2 separate regions of the Homo sapiens genome follow, and region 2 is linked to region 1. Evidence: chromatin contacts called from ENCODE Hi-C or POLR2A ChIA-PET data. All regions are on one chromosome and are shown on one strand. The core of a region is the stretch at or near the end of the contact, and the rest is flanking DNA. Distances in the headings are between cores, read along the strand shown. Region 1 has its middle 62 kb from the start of LINC00222. Region 2 has its middle 18 kb from the start of LINC00222.

Region 1 (5,786 bases), core at 2,368-4,867:
GCCCAGAGGAACAGACACATTTGGAGCAGGAGGAAGAGTCCTTTCCCCCGGATTTTCCTAATTCAAAAGCCGAAAGAGGAAGACTGTCAGCAATGTTTAAGACTGGAAGAAAATTAGATTATGTGTGTGCACGCATGTGTGTGTGTAGTTCTGCCTACCAACCATCACATAGTAATGGCTCAGAACTGTTGGGGTTTGCCTACCTTCTCTGAGGACTTGCTAGAAACACATGACAAACATCTCCACTCACACTTTGGGAGGAGAAATCCCAATGCCCTGCTAGTATTGGCACAGGATCTCTTCTGTGCATCCTATGATCATTCCTCCACCAGCACTCGTGTGTGCCAGGCGCTGTGCTTGTGTTGGTGAGATGAGTTGAAGGGGCTGAGCTGAAGTGTGTAGGCCTGTTGGCATGAACTTGAGCACCTGAGTCCCTTGAATGCTGCTAAGGATAGGATGGAGGGACAGAGGAAGTTAACATTTGAGCTAAAAGGCAGAAATGAATCAGGCTTTCTGGCTGAAGTGATGAATTCCAAAGACAGGAAGGATTGGAACATGCTCAGGAAACTGAGAGGTGAGCTTGTTTGGGATTTAAAGAGCTCAAAGAAGGCGAGAAGTCAGGCAAGAAAAGAAGGCTGCCCGGAAACTCGAGACCAAGGAGCTTGGAGTTTGCGATTGAGCATGGGAAACTAGCAGGGTGGTGGCCTAGTCAGAGCTGGCCTTTGGGAAGGGCCCCAGGGCACACTGTAGGAATGGATTCTAGAAGGAAGATGAAGAAATGAGAAAGCATGGTAATTCTAGAACTGTTCTCTCAACCAGGCACCCACAGAGAGATGTTTATGTGCCCCACTGGAAAGGCGGAGAAAACTGCTTCAGGTTTCAGGTGACCAACTCAGCTCTCCCAGCCACAGGCCCTGGAGATCGCCCTAAGGGCTAAGGGAGCCATAGCTCACACCCCTGCAACTTTCCAACCAAGTTGGGAAGCTCTGATCTGGAAGAAATGATAAATTTGGTAATGGGTTAAGTCTAGAGGAGGGAGGCAAGGGCGTTTGGATTTCAACTCTTCACCTGGTGTACCATTTTATCAAAGTGGGAGTGTATTATACTTAGATAAATATAGCTTCTAAAAACCTATTGGGAGAGGCTGGCTTTGACTCAGACTGGAGGGAGTAAGGAGTAAGATGGGAGAAGGGTATTGGGGAGTAGAAGTAGAAGTGATGAGGTGACTATACTGTTGAAGGAATCTCACTGACGAATAGTATTGTTACAAATTTGTATCTCCATCACCTTGGGTTTCCTTAACTTCCTCCTATCAACATCTTGGATATCATAGTATAGGAAGTACCTAATCAGAAGAAAGGAATATTATGCATCTATCAAAACAATAATTATGAAAACTATGCATATATGTAAAAAAACACTCATTTTGGACACATGCTTAGAAGGGTAATTATTGCTTTTATATTGTAACCTTGTATGTTGATATATAAGAATAAAAGCAAAATACAAGTAATACGTAGTAGTATAAAACTGGCTGGGAGAAGTGCTAAAAGGTAAAATGTAAAAATAATTCTTGTGTCCTGGACTCTGTGGTCCTCACTACTGGACTCAGGCCCTTGGTATTGCCACCAGAGTTGGATAGTGTATGAGCTACACCTGAGCCCCAGCAGTGAGGGATCAGGAAGACATGGCCCCCTCAGTAGGGGAGGAGGGAGGGACTCTTCCTCCCACTAAGGTGCACCCAGTGGATAACTCCAAGTAGGAAGGGAGTTCTCATGCTGGGACATGCCCTCAAAATGACACATGTCCATTGTAGGAGGACAATTGAGTCATGGCATTTTGTCACAAAATTGTTTTCATTTTGTTGCACTTTGTTTTAAAATTAATATCTTGAAAGGTAGTGCATTCACACGATTCAAAAGCCAGAAAGCATGAAAAGACACACACTGGGAATGTTTTCCTCCCATCTTTGTCCTCTTATCTGCTTAGTTCCTCCCACCCCAGAATTCCTTACGTTTCCTTCCAGAATGTCTTATGTACCTACAAGTAATAAAAACACAGATTCTTATTTTCCCCTCTTATTACACAAAATGTACATCATACACGCTGTATATACACAGGCATCTTGCTTTTTAAATGATTTTCCCCAAGATGGAGGAGATTTTAATACATAGAAAGCTTCCTCATTCTTTTTATAGTTACATAGTATTCCATTGTATTAATTTGTCATAATTGATTTAACCAGTAGTCCCCTGTTGATAGATACTGGACATTGGATTGTTTGCAGATGTTTGCTATTACCGGCCACACTACAACTAGTAACCTTATACATTTGTTATTTCATACATGTGCAAGAATCTTTGTAGAATTAATGCCCAAACATGGAATTGCTGGGTCAAAGGGTATATACATTTTTAAAACTTTATTTCAGTCGTTTTTGGGGAACAGGTGGTTTTTGGTTACATGAAGTTCTTTAGTGGTGATTTCTGAGATTTTGGTGCATCTGTCACAAAGGGTATATACATTTGATCAAGGTTGACCAAATTGTCCTCCAGTGTGCCAGTTCACCACTCACACCAATCATGTAGGAAAATCTCATATTTTTGATATTTTAAAAATGCAGTTGTAGCACAGTGGCTCACCTTTGTAATCCCAGCTCTTTGGGAGGCCCAGTGGGAGGATAGCTTGAGGCCAGGACTTACAGTGAGCTATGATCACGCTGCTGCACTCCAGCCTGGACAACAGAGCAAGACCCGGTGTCTAAAAAAAATTTTTTTTTAATGAAGAGCCCAGGCTTAGGAATCAGACCAGGCTTTTTCCTTGCAAATGAAATAAAATTGCAAATCTGTTTTTCCTCTCTCCCTCCAAACTTTTTTGTTTTAAGCCTGTTCCTAAGGTAAGGAGGGCCTGAACTGCTGAGAAGGAGGGGTGGAGGATGGGAGGGAGGCTCAGGAGGTTTGGGGAGGCAGAAGGCCTCAGGTGATTTCCACACACAGAAGAGTCATGCCAACAACTTGTCCATCCAGTCTGGCCACAGACTCCACCCCTCACACCACCAGCTTGGACCGCCCAGCTTCAGGGTCAGAAGCCTGACCTCACAGCTGCGCTCCTTCACCTCCCACAATTCCAGAGGGGAGCTGTCACCCCGAAGGAAACAAGTCTGGTCTTCTTGGCCCCAAACCACACACCCAGACCTATTCATAGCGAGATTGCACAACCTGCTGGAGGACAGCCCAGCCGGGCATGGGAGAGCAGCCCTCCTCCTGTGCCAGGCCCTGGCCCTCGGGTGCCCCTGGGTGAGCCTGTGCCAGCTTTCAGAGCAGAGCTGTTCCTATAGTGGGGGGCCTCAAGGGTCTGATTGGCTCCTCCTCCCAAGTGGGAGAACTTGCTTCTCCAAAGGAGAAGCGCTCACGCCACCCGCCCACTGCCCCACTGTGCAGGTTGACACCTGGTTGGAGGGCTCACTCTCATTAGTGCACACAGAAGCCAGAAGGCAGACTGTTACAGAAGAGGAAGCTATGTCACAGAAGACACTCTTTACGTCTCTGTGGGGAGCAGTGCCATGGAGCGGGGAAAGGAGACTCAACTTGGGAATGGGACAGACCTCAATTTGAACCCAGCCCTGCAGTGCATTAGTAGAATGGTGACATGTGAGTCAGTTGCCTTCTCTGGGCCTCTGTCTTCTCGTTTATGAAATGGAAACAGGGCTGCCTGTCTTGCAGGGTTGGGAGGCTCCCATGAGAACACGCCCCGGAAGTATCTGTAGCATACTTCAAGCAGGTCAGGAGCAAGCCCTTCATCAACGTCCTCTTCTCTTTAAACACATCTCATTGGCCCACACTCCATGGGTTGTTTTTTTTTTTAGTCTTGTAAAACATACAAAATTAATCTGACATTAATGAACCTCATCAGTATAATTAGATTGCAAAGTAATTAAAAAAATGAAAGGTAACCAACTTGTAAGGTTTTTCTGCTCTTACTATTTTCCTTGATGTTCTTCAGGACCTGTTGACAGCAACCGTGCTCATGGTCAGCTGCTTCCATTCTATGTCCTGTAGAATCACTGTCATGAACACCAAGAACTCAAACGGCAAGAGAGGGTGGGAAGACTTGTTTCTAGTCCTGACTCTGCCACTGAAAGCTGTGTGTCCTTGAGTGAGTCATTTCCCTCTCCCTGGTCCACTTCATGAACATTCCATACTTTTTAAGGGGTCATGATGCATGAGCCCAGAAAGGGAGCACACACTTTACGAACTACAAAGCAAGAAACAGAAACAGAACCACAGACACTGCTTTGAGTCAGTAAGTTGGCAAATGTGAATATATTCATTTTCCAGAGGGGAAACTCGGATCCAAAGTGGACTCAAAGGTTCATTGTTACTTGCTGTAACCTGCCCTTCAGCCTGCCCCAGGCCTCCAAAGCTGACACTTATGGCCATGGAACCCTGTTGGGAGAGTTAGGGTAGAGGATGCATCTGATAGGATAGGGAAAGAAATGGAGAAAGGGGAAAGGATGGAAAAGAGGAAGAGGACTTGGAGATGGAGGAGGAGTGGGGAGGATGGGTGTGGCAAGGGATTGGAGAGAAAACAGCATTTCAGAGGAGGTGGTGCACCCTACACAGATGTTTGCGCTAGAACCCGCTGGTGTTACATTGAGTCTCTCCAGTTTCTTCCTAAAGAAGTGAAATGATACAGGGGCCTGTGGTGGCCCAGCTGGAAGGTCTTTCTGATGAAGACAGGAGGCCAGAGTGATTTGCTGCTAGTTTGAAGGGGGCAGGAAGTAGTGACAGCCTGGAATCCACCTGTGTGAGGCAGGGAAACTGTCCCCTGGGGTGTGTGTATGTGTGTGTGTGAGAGCGAGAGAGAGAGAGAGAGAGAGAGAGAGAGAGAGAGAGGAGGGGAGGGGAGGGGAGGGGAGGGGAGAGGAGAGGAGGCCTCTGATGTTGCCGTCTCTTGATCAGTGCAGATGGCATTTCCACAGCAAACCCCTCCTGCCCAGGGCACTGTTGTGGCCCTCCCAGGTGTTTGGATAAGAGTTTAATTAAGAACCTACCAGGGTGGTCTGAAGCTTAATTGCTATGCTTGTGCCTCCCTGAGTGTAAAGGTTCAAGCCACCCCTCCTCAGCTTGGCCATGCCCAGGGCTTGCTCCACCTCTGGGGGAGTAAAAACATCTTCCCTGAGTGGTGGAGCCACCACTTGGCCTGATTTAGTACAATTAGGTTCTTTTTGATGGAAGCCAGTTGTTAAGTGCAGAACTCAAAGCAATTGAAGTTTTTTGTATAGTATAAATGCACAGTGAAAAAGCAATCTTTTGAGAGGGCATGTGGATTGTGGCTTGTAGCCCCCCTGATATGGTAAGAAGCATATGGACTTTAGACATATGCTAAGACGTAGTTATAGGGTCTTATCTCTCTGAGTTTCGGGGTCCTTGATGTTTCATAGAGGATAATGATAGTATCTCCCTTGAGGATTAGAATTAGTGCATGCAAAGCCCCTATCTGTTTATTCACCCTGTAATTCAACATGTATTTATTGAGGGTCTACTGTGTGCCAGCACTGTGCTAGAATTAATGGTTAAACTCAAGCTTTAGAAAAAGAAAAGGAAGGTGATGGATAGGCTTCTTTCTGACTTTGCCTGTGCAACCGCAGGTAAGTTACCTAACCCCTTGAGTTTCTGTTTTCTTATCTGCAAAATAGGGACAATAATAACCCTACCTTGTTGTGTTATTGAGAGGATTAAGTGAGATGATGCATGGACAGCCCTTGAGGCAGAATCTGGCACATA
Region 2 (5,224 bases), core at 570-3,069, 43 kb after region 1:
GCTATGGGTTGGCAGCTACTGCTGACTCCAGGTACAGTAGTGGGCAGGTAACACCAGAAACTAACTCGGCGAATGAAAGGAAAATATGTTCGCCACATCCTCCAAGCAGGAGGGGAAAAACGACCTGGCTCAGGCATGCTGCTCCAAAGTGCACATTCAACCCAGAAATCTTCCAAGAAGCCAAATGAGGTGAAAACAGGACATGTCAACTGAGAATGCGAGTGAGTTTTGTTTGTTTGTTTTACATTGTCAGTTGCCTTTCATTTGCAGAACATGCTGAATGGATGTGATTTCCAGCTCTCTGTGATTATAAGTCTGATTCAATTCCTTTCAAGGCATAAAAGCCTTTTCTTGCCGAGTTGTCTTTGGGAATTCTTCACTTGAAGTTTATTCTTTCAGTATAAGGCTGCCCTGCCCAAGTGGGAGACCGAGAGCCTGCTGTCTCTTTTACACACAGCGACCTGTGTGGGGTCCTCCACACCCAGGATTAATGTTCTTCTTTTTGGACATTTGAATGGTGGTTTTCACCGTCAATGGGCTATGGTTTGTAACTGAATAATGGGAAATGACAATAGAACACTTGGGGCGGGGACTGGAGAGCTGAGGTCCTCTGACCCAGCCACCTGTATTATATAAGAGAAATCAGAACCCAGACTCCAGAGCGTGCTCCCAGAACCCTGGGGTCCTGAGAGGGTTAAGTGGAGGGGTGTGGGGGAAGAAGCTGAGCACATCGAACCCCTCTTCCTGTTCAACTAGAGCATCTCCATTTTGATATATTTTCAACTTTTAAAGTTTTACATTTATACAGAAAAGTGCACCAATCACAAATGCACAGCTCGATGAACTTTTACAAACAGAACACATCTGCAGAACCAGCCCAGATCCAGAAACAGGGCCACCCCTCACTGCTGCCTTTCAACACCACCCCAGAAAGAAACCACTGCCCTGGACTCTCACAGCATCTCAGTGATACATTTTATACATTCAGGCTCCACATAGGATTGTTTTAAACTTTTTATTTTGAAATAATTATAGATTCACAGGAAGTTGCTAAGAGAGTACAGAGAAGCACATTGAATTTTATATTCATTTTCAACGTTCAGAAACAAAATTTTTAAGTTAAAAAACCGGTGGTTTAAACTAAATTAGCAAATGGACGGGTTTTGGAGCCAGGCCACGTGAGATTGAGTCCACATTCTTTCCCTTACCAGCACATGACCCCAGACTTGTCCCCTAATCATCCTGAGCTGCAGATGAGGCTCATACCTCCTTCCTGCTATTGGTGGGATTAAAATCAAAGTGAGACCGTGTGCACTGCAGGAGGTGCCCGGAGTGATGGATGCGGCAGGAGTGTTCAAGCAGTGCCTCTCCCATCTGCAGCTTCGTCCGGTTTCCAGTCAAGCACTACTGCACGCCCAGCACCCCAGCTCCTCCACCATTCCTCTGCCTCCCATGCCTGCAGCAGCTTCGCCCTCCAGCTGTTGGGGCAGGTGGGGTCTGGAGGAGTAGCCACCTGGATAGGAGAGCTGGGGAGGACTGACGAAGCAGGCCTGCCCTAGGTGCCTCACCTGTGGGCTGGCCATTGTGAAATCAGCCCTGTTCATGTGCCACCTGAAAAGGCTACCCTACCCTCCCCCCCCACCCCCACCCCCGACGCTGGGAAAGGGTGTGGCTCTCTGCTCATTAAGGAAGCATTCCCACTGTGGATGGGTAACAAAAGGCAACCCTCAAGGAGTGACCTTACTAAATCCAAAGGAATCCGGCCTCCTCTCATTAGTGGGAGGGTAGCTGAGGGTGACTCTTGGCCAGCCGGCCCTGAGTCATTGAGGGAAGAAAGGCCAAGCCTGCATGACCCATCTCAGAGGCCTTGCCCTGGACAGAAAGGGACCTGGAGCCACCCGAGAGATAACATCTGGGCGGGCCTGGGGCTGGATCCACCTGTCCACTCTGCGCACCTAAGGCCGTGCCTGCCACACCTCCAGATCCAGGAAGTTAGCAGGCAGGCAGCAGTACTCAGGGAGGCCTCCAGATCAGCCCCCAAAGGTCTACACTGTGGAACCTGCTTCTCCTCTCAGGAAAGACTTCTGGCCTCACCCCCTCTTCTAGAGCATGCGATTCTAATGAAATGGAGCTTCTCACTGGAGCCCAGGTTTCCATTCTACCCATGTCACCTGTCCCTAGAGGAAAGGCTACCCTCCTTGCCCCTGCAGGGGTTGCCCTGTTGTACCTCTGTGAGGGCTTGGTCCTGGCCCTACGTGCCTCCTCTCTCTGCCTTCCAGAGGCTTCTCTGCTCCAGCACTTCCCTTGGGCCCACCCTCTGGGGGTTTTCAGTCCAAGAATGGATGGAGAGGAAGAACCTGTCCCTCTGGTTGCCTACCATCTCTCAGGTGTCAAAATGTGGCACACTCCAGTGACACCTCTGGGGACCAGAGCATGAGCCAGCCTGTACCTTGAGGCAGCTGTGCCATTCTGGGAATTTTCCCCTTTCCTTCCTCAGTGGTTAATCTTAGGGTGGCAGTTTTAAGCCTAAGGTCAGGAAGCTCTGGCAGAAGAGGCAATGATGTTGATGGTGATAATGATAATAATAATAGATAGGGTGGCTGGAGGGATGGTGAGTGGCGTGGGAGTGAGGATGAGTCCCAGGTGGTAGTCTTAAGCAGTCTGGACACCCTGCTGCTAATGATAGGCATCACTTATTGAATACCTATATGAACCATGGGTTGCACTACGTGCTTTGCACGTGTTGTGCCACTTAATCCTCCCAATAACTCTATGGAGGTCATCATCATAGGGTTACGATGTCCTGTAAGTAACTTGCTTAAGGTCATGTAGCTAGTAAACACAGAACTAGAACATGAATGCAAGTCTGTGTGACTCCATGCTCCTTTCCTTTTTCTCTCTCTGTCCCTTGTTCACCCTACAGAAACTCTTAACCTTCCTAATTTTCTATTCTAGAAAGGGTTTATTTTTAGCTAACCACCTGCTATGCTTGTTGAGAATAACCAACACCTGTTAAAGCTTAAGGTGTCACCCACCCTGGGGGTATTTGCATTTTAATGGAAACCTGGGTGACAAGATAGTAACCAACACTTGCGTAGAGCAGTGGCTCTCAAAGTGATGATGTAGGCATTACAGTTTGTAGACACTGTTTGCATTCATTATCCCATTGTTTTATAGCAGTGCTTCTCAAACTTTAGAGGGCATCGGAATCACCTGGAGACTTGTGCAATCACAGATTACTGGGCCTCACCCAGAGTTTCTGATTCTGCAGGTTTGGAAGGGCCTGAGAATTTGCCTTTTCAACAAGTTCCAGGTGATGCTGGTAATGCTGGCCTGGGAACTACATTTTGGGAACTATTGCATTGTAGCAATCCAATAAAATTAGAATAGCAAGCATTATTGTTTCCATTTTTTAGACAAAGAAATTGAAGTGCAGGGACATTAGATGACTTGTGGTTGAGTGATGGAGTTATCAAAAAGCAGGCGAAGGACTTTGACCCAAGATAGGACTCTTCTATACCATTATTTCTCAACAGGTCTGGGCAGTACTGAGATTACTGCAAAGATGATTCAAAAAAATTATATGAGCCTCTACTAGATCACCCAGGTGGCTATGGAGACCTGAATGCTGCCTGCTCTTCAGGGCACATGGCTGCATTTGTGTATGCAAAGGCATTACCCCAGTGAAGTGAGAGCACGTGGCAGGGAAGCCTGCCAGACTCAAAGGCCTCATTCACGTGTATGCAGACGTGTCGCACACAGACCCGTTTTACTTTACTTTCATCTAACAGTTTGCAGCGAGAATTGGCCAACAGGACCCAAATTCTGTCTTCAAGTGGAAAAGGCAGAGGTCTCCAAAGGCTGGAGCCAGAGCTGGCTCTCAAGGATTGCTCCTAGCAGAGCTTTGGTTAAGTATGAGTACGACATCCCTGAAGGAAAAATAGCCCTGCAGTTACTAACTTCCACAATGTACCTGGGTGCAAAGGCATCCTCTGCTAATGGCATTATTAAAGTCCAGTGCAGAAACAGATGCAGACTCATGCTAACTTGACCACTTAATTCAGTGTTGGCAATTTAGTTTCAGCAAAACCAGACACTTACCTGAGAGCCATAGGATTAAGGAGTTTTTATTAAATGTCATATCTAGCTTATATTTAATTTGGACATATTCAAGAAACAAACATGGCGAAAATAATTTAAATCCATACTAAGAGGTTTGAGGGGTTTTGTTGTTTGTTTTTTTAAACAGACAGCCATACTTCTTAAGTTTCAGAAATGCTGCTGTATCTATGTTGCCCTGGCTTGAGATCCTAATAAATCCCAAGGTATCACCTTGGGATACCCCGGGATGCAGAAGGCAAATCCCACCGTACGTGATGCCTCTCCTTCCCCAACCCCCAAGTGCTGCCGTGACTTCTCTTACAAAAGTGAAATTGAGTTATAAGAATATGATGAAAAGTTTTGATAAATGGAACTAAAGAACATAATAGTAAATTAAAGTAAAACGGTATAAAAAAAAAAAGGAAGAGAGAGAGATGTCCCCACAAAGCATTCTGTGGCCTGAATGGTAGTGTGGCAGGGTAAGGGTCATGGGGACCTGGTCACACCATTGCCCCAGGGCAACCAGTATCAGGAGTTTTACAGCCAGGTAGTCAGGAGGAACTTAGTCATCCTGGTGCAGTGGAAAGGGCATTGGATTTAAAGGCAGTCTGTATGGGTGATGTTGTACAAGCTTGTAGTCCCAGCTACTCTGGAGGCTGAAACAGGAGGATCACTTGAGCCCAGGAGTGGGAGGATGGAGGATGCAGTGAGCTATGATCACTCCACTGCATTCCAGCTTGGGTAACAGAGCAAGACTCTGTCTCTTAAAGAAAAAAAGAAAAAAAATTACAAAATAAAAATAAAGGCAGACTGTAGGCTCTGCTCTAGCATTTCCAAGTCATGTGACTTTAGACAGCTTATTTAGCTTCTGAGCCTCATTTTTACTGTCTGTAAAATGGGAACTGTGCTCAGAGTGCTTCCCGCTTTTAAAGGAGATCAAGCAGGAGCCTGTCTACACTGGGAAGCTCCAGACACATTTGCCCTTATTGTTTCATCTGTCCTTTTTCCAAGTGCTGTCTGTCTCCCCCACCAATTCTGTAACTCTGCTCTTCTATCTCACTGCTCCTCCTACCCCATCCTCAAGGCATTACCAGCCTCTCAGTCCCCATTGGCAGGAGGGTTC

What was found. A loop is a pair of places that touch in the nucleus more often than their neighbours do. ChIA-PET counts read pairs that join two places held with the same protein, here RNA polymerase II (POLR2A). Pooled maps may share reads with other maps.
Region 2: a loop to region 1 is called in a map of PC-9, with 7 times the contacts of the local background. The contact joins two enhancer-like sites. A Hi-C loop is called at or near these places in 9 of 168 maps with a recorded cell type or tissue (Calu3, PC-3, PC-9 and 6 more) and 6 of 50 pooled maps. POLR2A ChIA-PET finds 5 or more read pairs at or near these places in 4 of 52 experiments (H1, MCF 10A, PC-9 and 1 more).

The regions. Positions count from the first base shown.
Region 1 is chr6:108,686,339-108,692,124 of GRCh38, forward strand. No RefSeq gene overlaps it. Among named protein-coding and RNA genes, the nearest start is that of LINC00222, 62 kb to the right of the region's middle. Within about 2 kb of position 3,618, at least 22 of the 41 ENCODE cell types and tissues checked have a DNase peak (open chromatin) inside an H3K27ac peak, as active enhancers do; they include PC-9, where a contact is called at or near this core.
Region 2 is chr6:108,730,857-108,736,080 of GRCh38, forward strand. No RefSeq gene overlaps it. Among named protein-coding and RNA genes, the nearest start is that of LINC00222, 18 kb to the right of the region's middle. RefSeq lists enhancers at 1-595, 930-1,722, 1,723-2,514. Within about 2 kb of position 1,820, at least 3 of the 41 ENCODE cell types and tissues checked have a DNase peak (open chromatin) inside an H3K27ac peak, as active enhancers do; they include PC-9, where a contact is called at or near this core.